2 separate regions of the Homo sapiens genome follow, and region 1 is linked to region 2. Evidence: chromatin loops called from intact Hi-C (ENCODE). Cell type or tissue: ovary. All regions are shown on one strand. Links, peaks and the distances in the headings refer to the core of each region. The heading gives the core; the rest is flanking DNA.

Evidence for each region. Hi-C counts contacts between places; a loop is a spot of excess contacts. Peaks named below come from ENCODE experiments on the same cell type or tissue, not always from the same donor. Only the 100,000 strongest peaks of a DNase experiment are listed, where the experiment ranks them.
Region 1: it touches region 2 in a loop (2.8-fold over the local background); 10 of 110 quality-filtered maps call a loop at or near these places.

Annotation. Positions count from the first base shown.
Region 1 is chr18:74,230,078-74,237,470 of GRCh38, reverse strand. No RefSeq gene overlaps it. Among named protein-coding and RNA genes, the nearest start is that of CYB5A, 58 kb to the left of the region's middle. In ovary, for the core only: no CTCF peak of the experiment used is centred there; a DNase peak (open chromatin) is centred at 2,800; H3K27ac peaks cover 4,071 bases.
Region 2 is chr18:74,281,761-74,289,153 of GRCh38, reverse strand. All of the region lies in intron 1 of CYB5A (cytochrome b5 type A), which reads left to right. Among named protein-coding and RNA genes, the nearest start is that of CYB5A, 6.5 kb to the left of the region's middle. RefSeq lists an enhancer at 3,100-3,269. In ovary, for the core only: no CTCF peak of the experiment used is centred there; a DNase peak (open chromatin) is centred at 4,503; H3K4me3 peaks cover 317 bases; H3K27ac peaks cover 2,538 bases.

The DNA of each region.
Region 1 (7,393 bases), core at 887-5,886, 51 kb after region 2:
CAGAGGAAGGCCAGGAGGTGCGCAGTGGACGAGAAGAGCGGGGACTGCCATTTCAGGAACCCTGGCTGTGATCCGGGGGAAAGAGATGGGCAGGTGGTGGTGGCTCTTCATTTCATTTTTGTTTTAAAGGTGGAAGATACTAATGGGTGTTTCAATGCTGCAAGAGCTGTGTATGGGCAGAGGCTGTTGGGGACGGGGCTAACAGACAGCCAAGGTCCTGGGAGTCTCGGAATGAGACTTCCTAGAAGGACCAAGGAGGCAAGAATGTCCCTGACATTGGGAGTAGGGGAAGGGGAGGAAAAAGGGAAATTTAAATTTCACGCCTATTGTCCCCTATTCCTGAAGCCACCCACTGAGAGGGAGAGGGAGGTGGTGGAGAGAAAGAAGAGGTTTGCAACAAGTGCCATAAGAACAAAATAGGGAGTGACCAGGCCTATGGAAGGATATGGAATAGCACTGCGAGGCTGGCTGGCTCCGAGACCACTGTGTGGGCATGTGCTTGGCCTCTGAAGCTTGGGCACAAACACTCTTATCCAGTTTCCATTCAAAGACCAGCTCGAGGCCCTGCATGCCCGACCAGCAGGAGGTTAGGTCCTTTGGTCCCTGAAAGATTCCTCCTTGAGGAAATCTAGCCCTGGGGGGCTCACTAAGTTTAAATGCTTGTTCAGTTGACACCTGTCTCTGTACTTGGAGTGAGCAGTAGGCTTTTTTTTTTTTTAACAACTGAATATCCACTCTCCTTCCAGTAACAGCACCCAGATTTAACTCGGGAGATCTGCTTCCCTCGTTTTCAGCTATGGGACATAGGTGGGATTGACCCCTCACCTAACTCCAGGCTGAGTTAGGATTCACTTGAGCTTAAAGAACATCCCATCCCTGGCCTAGTGGGAAATGATTCCACTCTATCAGAACCAAGGAGGCAGAAGGAATTTCACCAGTGTTCCTTGGAACGTGGACCTGCTTCCCTGCTGTGTGTGTGTTCAGGAGAGACTGCTTTCCTCCCCTGGTGGTGGGATGTAAAGGCATGTGTCTGGAGCTGCCATGGCCATGTTGACGTCATGAGGTATCTTGGGTCCTTCTGGGGTGGGGACTCACAGAGATTGAGGCTGAGCCTGTCAACATGGAAGGTGGGTTAGAAAGACTGGGAAACTCTGAGTCCTTGGACATGCTGGCTGAGCTGCGGATCATGCCTCTCTCGAAGCCACACCTATTGTGGACTTCTAATAAGAAGGTTGGAAGCATATGATATTGCTGATAATTTGGCAAGTGCTGACCTACAAGAATGGAAATCTCTTTCAACTTAAATGTTGAAACTTATAAATTTCCTTGATTTTCTAAGACAATTTTAGGTGGGTGGGTTTTTCTACAACTCAAAGACTTCTAACAAATATAACACAGAACTTAGAATCCTGTCCCTGAGGAAGGAGTGTGTGTATCCCTATGTCCCGGGAACTGGTTGCTCCAGAACCTGTCTCTGCGCAGCTGCTGCCGCCCCTCACTCCTCCTGCTGCAAAGCTCAGGTGATGCACAGAGATGTAAAAGTTTGCTGCTGCCGAGACCACTGCTGGCTCCTATGGCCCTGCCCGAGGGGTCAGACCAACTGGCCTCAGGTTTCCAACAGAACTGGTCCTGACAGTCCCTGGGGATTCTGCCCCAGCCTGAATAAACTATAATTCTGAGCAAAATCCAGCTGAGTTCAGCAAATGGAAGTGGGTTAGCCCTCAGAGCCCCACTTCATGTGGGGTATGACAGCAGCCTCAGCTGTCAGCTGCATCCAAGGTGGACATTCTCTCACCTCAAACATCGGCATGGCCTAAAATTGATGCCTTCCCATACATTTGTTAGAGAATAGATTGAAGGGACTTCAAGTTGCAAAGAGATATTTGAATTTTTTAAAAACCTCAAGCCAGTATTTGGAAACCGCCAGCAAGGATTTGGACATGGTGAGGTAAGTCAGACCAGTGCCAATTTCATAGGCTGAAGGGAGGTTTTCTAGGTTAGAATGCACAAGATGTAAACAGTTGATTTTTCTGCTCATGTTGTTCAACAGGTTTCTTTTTCTGTAAAGCAACTACAGCCTGAACTTGAAGCCATATCTTTTTTTTTTTTTTTTTTTTTTTTTGAGATGGAGTCTCACTCTGTCGCTCAGACTGGAGTGCATTGGCACAATCTCAGCTCACTGCAACCTCTGCCTCCCCAGTCCAAGAGATTCTCCTACCTCAGCCTCCTGAGTAGCTGGGATTACGTAGCTGTGCCACGACACTGAGCTCAGTTTTGTATTTTTAGTCGAGACAGGGTTTCACCATGTTGGCCAGGCTGGTCTAGAACTCCTGACCTCAAGTGATCCATCTGCCTTGGCCTCCCTTGGCTTACAGGCATGAACCACTGCGCCCGGCCTTGAAGTCATAATTAAGTAGTATTAACACATCATGTCTCATCAGGTAATAGGCTTTTGCTTTTTTTTGGAGGAGTCATACCAGAGTTTGCATACAAACTCTTCCTGTGTGTAATGTATCTATTTATTCATTCATATTGACTGAGAGTCTCCGACGTGTCACTGCATAGCCAGTGTGACTTCCCCAGTCAGATGACTTCCCCTATGCTTGTGTCTTTACCTCCCTGTACCCCTCGCCAGCCCTTGCTGGAACAGGCACTAACCCCCAGGCAGAAGAAGGACTTGCTTCATAAGCCTTCAAAGAAGAAACTCTGGCTTTTCTCAGTCTGTCAAAAGTCAGTGGAGGCCTCCAAGCATTTCTCATTTTCCCAATCATCGAATAATAACTTCAACACAATGATATGACTCAACCCATTGCTGACGAATGCTCAGAGCCCAAGCCTTTCAAAGCAAAGGACCTTGCATAGTTCCCCTGTCAAGGCAGGAGATTGAGTTCAGCTCAGTTTATTGGTTAAACATTATCACCCTCTGTTCCTCCCACTGGTATGTCTGTTCCAAATGCTGACCCCAGAAAAAAGTTCACATGCTCTTTCCTGAGCCAAAACATATAAAGAACAGCCTCACTTGTTGATATGTACCCTGTTATGCAATCACTTTCCTTGCAAGGGCCGAAGTTCAAGGAGCTGTTAAAGTTGATGCCCTTTCTTTTTCTCAAGTGTGAAACATAAAGAATTGCACGGGATTTTACCGTGAGAGTCAGATGGTGAGAATTCCTTAGCATTTGCCTTTCTGAAGTGGAAATTGGGTTCCCCAGAATTGTGACTGTTTGATACTCAGGTGAAGAAATTATTTTTATTGTAACCTCTTCCCCTTGGAGATTAAGGGCTGGATGAACACTTTGTTTAGCATTGCTTTTGATTCTTGCGTGGGTGTGAAAGAAAGATGATCTGTTTAATGCCACGTGGCTCCCAGTGTGCCTGCCTCAAGAGCTGTCCTTAAGTATAGCCAAAGGATTATATAATAAGCAAGATTTATATAATAATTTTGTACATGTTGCCACCAGAATATCACTATGATTTCCTATGACATAAAGCTTTCATCTGTTGCTATCAGGAAAGAATCGACTAAGCTTTTTCTGTGGGGGAAATGTGCTAGAAAGCCCTTCTGGAAACCATTCCTCAAAATCATGCGAGCTGGAATGGCAACCTAGAACTAATGCTTTAACAACCACCAGTCATCAGTAAAATAAAACATACAATACTAAAATAGCTAATAAACGACAAAGGCTATATGCCAAATGGATTCAGTAAGATATTTGGGGAACTGATGTGAGACAGACCCATGTCATCGTCAACCTTCTCTGGAAAGTCCAGGAGCAGAGGACAAGAGAAGAAATCTTCTGATATCATATTCATTGATTTGGACACCATGGAGTTAAATGGCAATTATTGTAGTCTACTGTTTATATTGGGCCAGAATCGAGGGGTTATTTCTTACAGCAGAAGTGCAGCTGGGTGGCCTTTCCATTATATCTGTTTAAAACCCACTGAATGGGCATATTTGGGGTGCCAGGGAAATGACTAGAAAAAAATCAGGTTGTGATGAGCAGTCATGCGGTGGCGTTTCTGATAGACAATACTTTCCTCTTCCTCTTAAATACAAACTATAAGCATTGTGACGAGAAAGGACCCCCATTATGAATTTTATGTATTAAATACTAATAGTTTGTTACAGTTTATTACATGGTCAATGTTTAAATTAAAAGCTCTATTCAAATGAATGTATTAGTTTGTTAGGACTGCCGTAATAAGGTAGCACAAACTGGGTGGCTTAAACAACAGAGATTTATTTTCTCACAATTCTGGAGAGAGCTGGCTGGGATCAAGGTACAGTCGGGGTTGTTTCCTCCTGAGGGCAGTAAGGGAGTAGCGTCCCAGGCCTCACTCCCAGCGTCTGGGGGTTGCTGGTGATCTGTGGTGTTCTGTAGCTTGTAGCAGCACCCTGATCTCTGCCTTCGTCTACACAGGGTGTTCCTGTGTCCAAATGCCCCTTTTTAATTTTTATTTATTTATTTATTTTGAGATAGAGTTTCACTCTTGCCGCCCAGGCCAGAGTTCAGTGGCGCCATCTCAGCTCACTGCAACCTCTGCCTCCCGGGCTCAGGCAGTTTTTCTGCCTCAGCCTCCCAAGTAGCTGGGATTACAGGCACACACCACCATGCCCAGCTAATTTTTGTATTTTTAGTAGATACAGGGTTTCACCATGTTGGCCAGGCTGGTCTGGAACTCCTTACCTCAAATGATCTGCCAGCCTCGGCCTCCCAAAATGTTGGGATTACAGGCATGAGCCACCACGCCTGGTCACCCCTTTTTTTAATAGGGACACCAGCCATATTGAATTAGGGCCTGTCCTACTCCAGTATGACCTCATCTTAACTAATAACATCTGCAAGGACCCTATTTCTTTTTTCTTTTTCCTTCTTTCTTGCTTTCTTTTTTTTTTTTTTTTTTGACAGGGTCTCGGTCTGTCGCCCAGGCTGGAGTGCAGTGGCATGATAACAGCTCACTGCAGCCTTGACCTCCCAACATCAAGTGATCCTCCTGCTTTGGCCTCCCAAGTAGTTGGGATTACAATCATGCACCATCACACCTAGCTAACACCTGGCTAATTTTTGTATTTTTTGTAGAAATTGGGTCTCATGATGTTGCCCAGGCTGGTCTTGAACTCCAGGGCTTATGTGATCCTTCCACCTCAGCCTCCCAAAGTGCTGGGATTATAGGCATAAGCACCTGTGCCTGGCTGAGGACCCTATTTCTAAATCAGGTCACCTTCTGAGATACTAAGGGTTAAGACTTCAACATATGAATTGGTTGGGCACAGTTCAAGCCATAACAATAAGTAAACCTAATGTTGGACCAGATATTCAGGGGCAATGTGTCCTGGGCCCATTTTTAAATTAATTAATTGTTTAAAGCAGAAAGGTGCTGTACCAGAAATGGGTTCTACCACTCATAGTGGGGGAAGCAAAACAGTGAGAAGGAAACATGCCCAAATCCAGACTGTGGCTTCTGTTCTGGCAAAGTTGCATCTTGACGACAGTTTGGATCTGCTCGCTGCAGAGGGTCAGAGGGTGCGGCCCGAGTGGCACCCACATCCTGGTTGCCCTGGAGGATGCAGGATGGAGCTGCTCAAGGGCAGGGCACTCTGGAGCCCACCAGCTCCTTGAGTTCTGTCTGGCCCTACAGTGTTGTCCTCACAAGAAACAAAAACAAACAAACAAACAAAAACCCAGGAAAACAGAGAGGGACCAGGTATAAAGGTGAAGCGAGTGAAAGGCAACCTCAGCAGCATTGCAAGAGTGGGTGCCTGTTCCACAGGTTGAAGAGCGCTAGAACTTGGCAGAATGATGCCCAGAACAGGACCCCATTCCTCCACATTGTTAAACCTTGCACCATGGTTCGGGCCAGAGGTGGCTTCACCTGGCTCTGCCATTTCTAAATTGAAAACCCCGTACCTACTTGGCAGTCCCATGCAGGTGACTCAGCAGTTAGCTGGGAGCAGAGCATTGCCAGAAATGTACCATGTGTCTAACAGGCAAAAAGCAAGCCAGGCCTGTGGGAGGCACTCTCTCTGTGCAGGTGGGCATGTAGGTTGGGATTAAGTAGCTCCTATCCCTGGGGTCACTAGTTGTCACTTGAATTCAGACTTTCAGTCTTTAACTGGGGGAAGGGACATTTGCAATGGATGGAATGTTACATACGTTTACCTGTATTGAGTTTGTGACAGGCAAAGAATTAAAAATGACAGCTCTGGGATGGTTGTGGTGGCTCACACCTGTAATCCCAGCGTTTTGGGAGGCCAAGGTGGGAGGATCACTTGAGTCCAGGAGTTCGAGACTAGCCTGGGCAACAGAGCAAGACCCCATCTCTACAAAAGAGTTAAAAATTAGCCCTATGTGGTGGTGCATGACTGTAGTCCCAGAAAGGAGGCTGAGGTGGGAGAATTGCTCGAGTCCAGGAGTTCAAGGCTGCAGTGAGCCATGATTGCACCACTGTACTCCAGCCTGGGCAATAGAGCAAGACCCTGTCTCTAAAAAAAGAAAAAGAAAATTACAACTCTCCACAACTAGTGCTCACTTCCCCCAAGACAGTGATGGGGTGAGCTTTCTAACAGTTTAAAGAGAAACTCTTCAAAAATTCCTTTTCACTCCAATATTTTTATATTTATGGGTTTTTTTTTTTTTTTTTTTTGAGTTGGAGTCTCACTTTGTCACCCAGGCTGGAGTGCAGTGGCGCAATCTCAGCTCACTGCAACCTATGCCTCCCGAGTTCAAGCGATTCTCCTCCCTCAGCCTCCTGAGTAGCTGGGATTATAGGCGTGCGCCACCATGCCTGGCTAATTTTTGTATTTTTAGTAGGGACAGGGTTTCACCATGTTGGTCAGGCTGGTCTTGAACTCCTGACCTTGTGATCCTCCTGCCTTAGCCTCCCAAAGTGCTAGGATTACAGGTGTGAGCCACTGCACCCGGCCTATTTTTACGTTTTTAAAGAGCCGGGATCTCACTACATTTCCCAGGCTGGTCTTAAACTCCTGGGCTCAAGGGATCCTCCCGATTTGGCCTTCCAAATTGCTGGGATTACAAGTGTGAGTCATTGTGCCCAACCTCACTCCAAAATTTTGACCATGTTGATTTTAAGGCACAGAACTGGACTCAGTACATCTTAAAGAAAAAGCAGAGAAGCGGACAGTGCATGGGGTTGAAGCTGGAAGCCGGCAGGAGCAGAGCCGTCTCCAGGCACTGGGTCTCCCTATTTCTCTACCGTGCTCTGCCTCCCGTACTTCCTCAGTGAGGTGGCTTTTCCCCTCCTTCCTTCTGACCGGCCAGTAGGCTTGGCATTGTCCAGCATAGGTGCTGGCGGAGCTGGTCTCTTTGGCTTGGCGAATTAGCTGCTGGAGACTTCGTGCCTCCAAGATGTGCCGTCCTGGTCGGGTAATCTC
Region 2 (7,393 bases), core at 1,557-6,556:
AATAAAATGAACAAGAGGGTGGCTGACCCCTGGAACGGCTAGGAGGATGGCGTGAGTGAGGAGGCTGGGGTCTGGGAGAAACACAAGGAGTTAGTTTGGTTTTGGTCCTGTTGACTTTAAGAGGTTGGAGGGATCTTCAGGCATTGCGAGAACTGCATGCGTTTCTGCCTCCACTGTCTGCCAACATGTGGTTCTGGGAACAAGCAAGGCCACTTAGCCTTTCACTGGATTGTGTCTGACCTCTGGGCACCTCCCGATTCGACCTCTTATGGACGTGTTTTTCCATTTGCCGTCTTTATTATTTGCTTTGACTTTCTGTGACCATCTCTTGCTTATTGCATGTCCTGGTCATTGGCTTCCCAGCCCCCGGCAAAGCCTCTGGGAGCCTCTCTCTGGGTTCTATCTGAGACTCTAGCCAGGATTCCTTGCAGGTGACTTCCTGTGCTCCTGGGGTTATATCTCCAATAAGCTCACTCGCTCAGAGCTCTTCAGCACACTGCCCTGCCAGGTAGTTTGTTATGAGGCTAGTCTGTTTGTCTGAAACGTACTTTTAAAACAGAAATGAGTGCAGAATGTCTCTGTCTCTCTTCCCCGCTTGCCCGATCCTCTTTCCTGTCTTCTATTGTTGAAAGGCTCCAGAATTTCATGAAGCCTTTGTGTGTTAACTAACAAATATTTTATCTCACCTAATTTACCTAAATAGGAAAGATTTATCTTCTCCTTCTAACTCTCAAATGAACTTTCAGTCATTATGGGCTAGACCTTTGTTTACTGTGAGATCCCCCATCCGTATGGACAGGATTTCTCATGGCTGAGTATTTCCCCTTCTTTCAGAATGTCCTAGATTTATGTGCATGTCCGTGTTCATGTTGAGAAGGTGTGTGGTGAGATGGTGGAGGGATCCTGCTCTGCTGGCAGGTACAAGCCAAGAACACAGGTTGAAGCTCACAGGTGCAGCATGTGCTCCGACCTCCTGAAATAATGGCCACTAAAGCTGTTTTTGTTGTTTAGGCGGAGGGGTAGAAACCTAAGAGGGAAGACTGGCTTATTATTAATGGCAGTCGACATAGCAGCAGGTGCTTAGTTACTGTCTGATACTTAAAAGATTTTGAGCTTTATTGCCTACATATTTTGAACTAGATTTTTTTTTCAATCCTGAGTTCTAGTTTTTGAGTTTATATTTGTGAAATTGAGTCTTTGCTTGATCATAGAACTTTAAGGGACAGTTATTTGAAATGAAAACTTAGGCATTTAGGACCAGGGGGAGAAATGTTTGCATTTCCCTTTCTGTGATTTGGGCAGCAGCATCTATTCAGTTTTTAAAAGAGCTGTGGAGGGGAGAGAGAAAGGTATCCTGTAATTAACAACACTTCCATTAGCTGTTGCTTTTGGTTCAAGTCAGTGGGTGTTTGATTCGTGAAATAGATACTGTCCTGGAAAATTTTATAAAGCAGAATGTCTTTTTGTGAAGTTGTCTCCTCTCCCTTTACATCATAAAAATGGAAACTTGCTTCTGTAGAACATTTTCTAGTGTTCCTGGGATTCTGATAGTCTTGGACCTGAGCCTTAAATGTTCTTTACAGCATTCTGCCTCATAGAAGCTATTGGCTCCTGACTCACTTTGATTTTTGGAGTCTTAAAAGTGTCCTTTCTAGCAGGTTTTATTGTAGGGACTTGCTCTTTGTTATTTTCCATTGAACATGGCTGCCTATGTTGCGTAGACCAGTGGTTCTAAGGCTTGGGAATCGAGGAAGAGAGTATGGGTGCTGAAATTCATTGCCCTTAATTTTGAAAAACATAGAACACGTATCTTTACCCTTGTTAAAGCTACCATATTTAGGGCTAAAATACTAAATGCCTTTGCTTTTTGCAAGAAAATTTGATAGTATTCTGAATCTCATGCTACTAAAGGCTGCAGTTGGCAAATATGCCTTTGATGCATGTAAAATGGGAACATTATTATTATTTAATATATACCGTTAGGTAAATAAAACTTAGAAATTACAGAGTCTGTAGAAGGGAAATATAAAGTTATTGTTGGTAGTGTTGGTGGCTTAGGCATCTTGGGTAAAGTGGTAGTAAAACCACATCTTAGAAGGCCACCTGGGGAATGTGAACCCGTGAGGCTTTTGTATATTTCTATATATATCTCTATATTTTTTGGTAACCTGTTGCTACTTTTGAAAAGAGGTTCCAAGAGGCAACTTTGTTTTGAAACAGTAAAGAAAACAGTAAAGAAACAGCAAATTAACTTTTGCTTTTTGATTATCTTAAAGGTTGATGAAAATTGTAAATAAGGAAGGGAAAACACATGCAAGCCGGCTTTGGTCAATCAAGGAATAAATAACATGCACAATTTTACTGAATGTGAATGTCTGGTATTCTGAAAAGTCCTCCTGGTGAAGATGGCTGATAAGTGCCTTTGTAGTTGAGTGGAGTCTGAACAACCCTGTCCCGCTGGGCATTCATGGGAAAGCACTGGGCTGGGGTTAGGAAAACTAGACCTGGTCTTAGACATATCATGGAGGTGACCTTGGGCAAGTCAGGTATTTCTTTCAGTCACTTTCCTTGTTCTGAAGTGGGAACTATTCTGTCACTGCCATCTGCATTGGGAGAAATGATATATGTGAGAACACTGGAAAAAATATGTAGAGAAGGCATTTAAGTGACTATATTTTGATTGAATTAAAATTTTAAAATAAATTGTTTTTATGTGGAAGGTCCATTTAGTAGGAACATATCTCAGGAATTATAGTGTTAACTAGTAAACAAAATGACTCAAAATACAAATATTCACATGAAATATAATTGTTCAGGAATGTGTGCTTTGCAAGATTGGAAATCATCCCATTTCAGGAGCTTTTAAACATACAACTTTATTGTGTAAGGGGAAAATAATACATGATCATGTTAAGGAAGTGGACAGTGTGGAAAACTGCAAAGAAGAAACTCAAAGCTGCCTGGAGCTCTGCTCCCCGAAGGTGGCCAGCTTGAGCAGTTTGCACACTCACTACTACAACACCTTGCTCGTGGATGTGCTTTACATCCATGGAAATGTGCTCTGCATGCTGCTCTGTAATCTCCCTTTTTCCCCACTAAACTAGGTGTTGAGGGACCAGTCCTGAATTTCAGTAACTCCTGTTCCCAGGCTGCCTCCTTATTGTATAGAGGGATCCTAATATACGGAATCCTCTTTCCTTCCATGTTTTTAGGTTCCCACCTGCAATTACCTCCTTATGGTAGATCTTTGTAAGTGGGATTCTTGGGTGAAAGGATGTACACTTCTACTTTTTTTTTTTTTTTTTTTTTTGAGATGGGGTCTTGCTGTGTTGCCCAGGCCGTGGTGTGATCTCAGCTCACTGCAGCCTTGACCTCCTGGGCTCAACCAGTCCTCCCTCTGGAATAGCTGGGACCACAGGCATGAGCCACCATGCCCAGCTAATTTTTGTATTTTTTGTAGAAATGTAGTCTCTTGTTGCCCAGGCTGGTCTCGAACTCCTAGGCTCAAGTGATCTGCCCCCTTTGGCCTCCCAGAGTGCTGGGATTACAGGCATGAGCCACTCTAAATTTTGATGGATGTTACCAGAGCACCCTGGGGTGGCACACCAGTGTGTGCATTTCTCGGTTCTTAGGAGTGGAGGAACTTGGTTGCGCCTCATTCACCTCCCTTCCTGAATTTGGCTGTGTACTTCTGTTAAAAAGGGAAATGTATGGAATAATTTTTTATCCCCTTTAGCTTATAAATTCTCTTAAAAGTGAAGCTGTGGCAAGTAATACCTTGTCTATTCTATGAAAGAATTTCATTGTCTGAAGGCTCAAAGCATCAGAAAAGTGACCGGAGGCAGCAGCTGACTACATGGGAAACTGAGTAGCAGGCTCAGAGCCATTTCTGGAGTCTCAAGAGTGTCCTTTCTAGCAGGTTTTGTTGTAGGGACTTGCTCTTTGTTATTTTCCTTTGAACATGGCTGCCTACATTGCATAGACCAGTGCTTTCCAAGGCTTGGGGATAGAGGAACAGAGTATGGGTGTTGAAATTCATTGCCCTTAATTCTGAAAAACAGAACATTTTAATCAAGTGTGCTTCCTTTCCTATTACCCTTGGACCTAGTTTTCTTGGGAACATAGTCTTGAGTGTATATAGTAACTGGGTATCTGTGCCTTTTACTGAGTTCCAACATGGGGACCGGGAGGGTGAGCTGAAGATTGGGTGGGGACAGCTCCGTTCTTGCTGTTGAATAGAATCTGGCCTGTGCTGCCTGTTGGCTTAGAGCTGACGGCTCTGTGGATGATGGCAAGAAGTTACTTTCTTACATCCGTAGAATTCTGTCTCTAGCAGGCCCATGCCAAAATGATGGCATCTGAACCAGCACTGACGCTGGGGAGGCTCTGGAGGGGGCGAGGGATAAGGGATGTGGACCTAAGGGAAGGGATGGGGTGATTAACAGCCTCTAGGCTCAGTTAAGGGTCCTCTCTGCCTGGCTGGTGGGCACGGGAGCCTGTCTGAAATGGAATCACTTGAACTCTTCTGTAGTTGAGGGCCTGGGGAGTGTCAGTTTGCAGCTTGTTTCTTTCACTGCCTGCTATTGTTTGTTCTTGGCAGACCTATTCATTAAGCTTTGTGCAGCTGTGTCCAGAATTAGCCAGGTCACAAAATATATCCAGACTTCTTTCCCTCGTCTTCCTCAGAAAGTGTTAATTAAGTAAATGCCATTCATTAATCGTCCCCAAGTAAATGCTATTCTTTAATCCTCCCCTCCCCAACAATCCCTAGTGAGCTAATAAGAAAAGTGATAGCAGTGGACGTTGGCTGAATGTTTATGGACATTCAGTATGTGCTAGGGAGTGTGCCAAGTGCTTTTTGCACATAAAACCTTCTTTGCGTTTGTGCTTTTAATCTCTCTTTTTTTTTTTTTTTTTTTTGGAGATGGAGTTTCACTGTTGTTGCCCAGGCTGGAGTGCAATGGTGCAATCTCGGCTCACTGCAACCTTCCACCTCCCAAGTTCAAGCGATTCTCTTGCCTCAGCCTCCCAAGTAGCTGGGATTACAGGCATGCACCACCAGGCTGACTAATTTTGTATTTTCATTAGAGATGAGGTTTCACCATGTTGGTCAGGTTGGTCTCAAACCCCTGACCTCAAGTGATCCACTCGCCTCGGCCTCCCAAAGTGCTAAGATTACAGGTGTGAGCCACTGCGCCCGGCCTGTGCTTTTAATCTTCAAAACAACCCTATGGGGTCAGTGGTGATTGTGTCCTCCCTTTTAAAGGTAAGACGGTATGTCTTAGGGAGATTTTGCAGCTTGCTCAGCAAGTCCCACAGACGATAAGGAGCAAAGCCAGGGCTTCAGTCCAGGCTGCGGGCGCTGCGACCCAGTGTCTTCAGTGCTGAGTCTGTTGCTGAGGCTTGAGATCCAAGGAGTATTGATGAGAACCTAGCGTAGCTTTAAAAGCAAAAGTGCATCCCACTGATACAGAGTTGCTGTCATTTGCTGGAGACCTTGATCACTGGAGAGTTCTCTGGAGGAACCAGGGAGAAAGCAAAGGGAATTTGTGATGCAAATATCTGAACAAAGCCAAAACCCTTGGAAAGTTAATGGACAAAAATATGCCTTTCTTTCCATCTGTTGTCAGTTTACTATGTTGCCTTCTAGGAGGTGAAGGAAACAGCCATTCCTGTTTCTTGTAGAGGAATTTTTAAATAGAGGGAGTCGGGGTGGAGTCTTCACGGCCTCAGTTTGTTTGTGACCCAGATGCTGCTCTCACCTGGCAGGGGCTGAATCATCGGTGTGGTTTTGGTTCGGAAAGAGATTGTTTGCACGTGTAGTGGGTATGTGTGAGGAGGCATGTGTTGTTTGGTGAAAGGCATCTTAAATGACTGCCCTGGGAAGGATTGTTTAAATGGAAATCCGAGGAGGTTCCTGCTCTGATAAATCCCTCAGTGGGTCCCGCTCATCTCTCGCCCTCCCCTTCCGGGTCCATATCCCCTCTGCATGTGCCACGAGGTTGGTTGCAGGGTGGTTAGAATATCTTTCTCCTCCAAGCTGAGAGCAGATGCCCTGGTGTGGCCTCTCTTGTATCTTTGCCACCTCTCATGGTGGCCACTGGGCAGTCAGTTCTCAGGATTTCATTGGTTCCATCAAATGGGTGGTGGTTTTATGAGTTTTCAGCTTGAGTAATAAATGCTATTTATGGCATTGAAAAGTGTGATTTCTAGGAGAAGCACACAAAAAAAACTTGATCTTTTGGAAACAGATTGTCCTTTTTCTGTTCAGTTCCTTTCAATGGCTTCCTGTTGCATTTAGAATAAAATTGTATCTCTTTGCCCTGGTTTGGAAAGCTCTGAATGATCTGGTCCTTACCTACCTCCCCCACCTCAGCAAATAACACTGTGTCCTCCCTGCTAATGCCCACACCTGATCACATTGACCCTTTCTCTTTGTTTCTCAAACAAGCCAAACTTGTTTTTACCTTGAAACCTTTGCCCTGGTTTCCCCTGTGTCAGGCTTGGCCCTGTTCAGGTCTCAGCATGGTGTCCCATCCCGTTTTGTGCCTCTGCTAGCAGTTAGACCCTCCCGGCTGTGATATGCTGCTTTTTCCACGCGATGAGGGCTCCTGCCTGCCCGCCTGCTGTGCACCTGGCCCATGTCCGGTGCCAGGAAGTCACTCTTCCGGGGATGGAAGAGGAGAGCCTGGTGGAGGAACAGATACGAGCCCCTGCTCTGTGACTATCTTATTTTTTTCCCCCTTTTTCCATACACAGTGCATACTAGTGTGATCCCTTCTTACTCTGTGGCCCTTGTCCGGTGCCAGAAAGTAACTTCCCAGGATGGAAGAGGAGAGCCTGGTGGAGAAACAGACACAAGTCCCTGCTCTGTGACTATCTTATTTTACCCCCTTTTTCCACACACGGCACATGCTAGTGTGATCTCTTCTTACTCTGTAGGCCTTGGCCTGGGATTTTGTCCCTGAGGATTGCACAGTTAGAAACTAGTGGGACTGTATTGTGAAAGTCTGGATTGTGACATAGTCTCAGAGCATGGAACACAAGAATGGCATCGAGGGAGGCTCCCAGGCAGTCAGTAGAAGGGAAGAGGAGAATTAAAGGTGAGGGGAGCACTTTGGTCTGCATTTTCCAGTCTCTTCCTGCCCAGAGCCCGGGCCTCCACCTGTGCCTGAGATCCTGTTCCCCTTCCCACTCACAGACATTCCCTAAGCCACCCGATGTTCCCCAGTATAAACCAGGCCCCTCCAGGCCACACCCTGCTGGGTTATTCTCATCAGTGTTCCTGCTGTTTTCTCCTTTCCTGCAAAACACACACACACACACACACACCCTCCTCTCCTGCAAAAACACACATATTCCCTTCTCCCCTGAAACACACACATACACACAC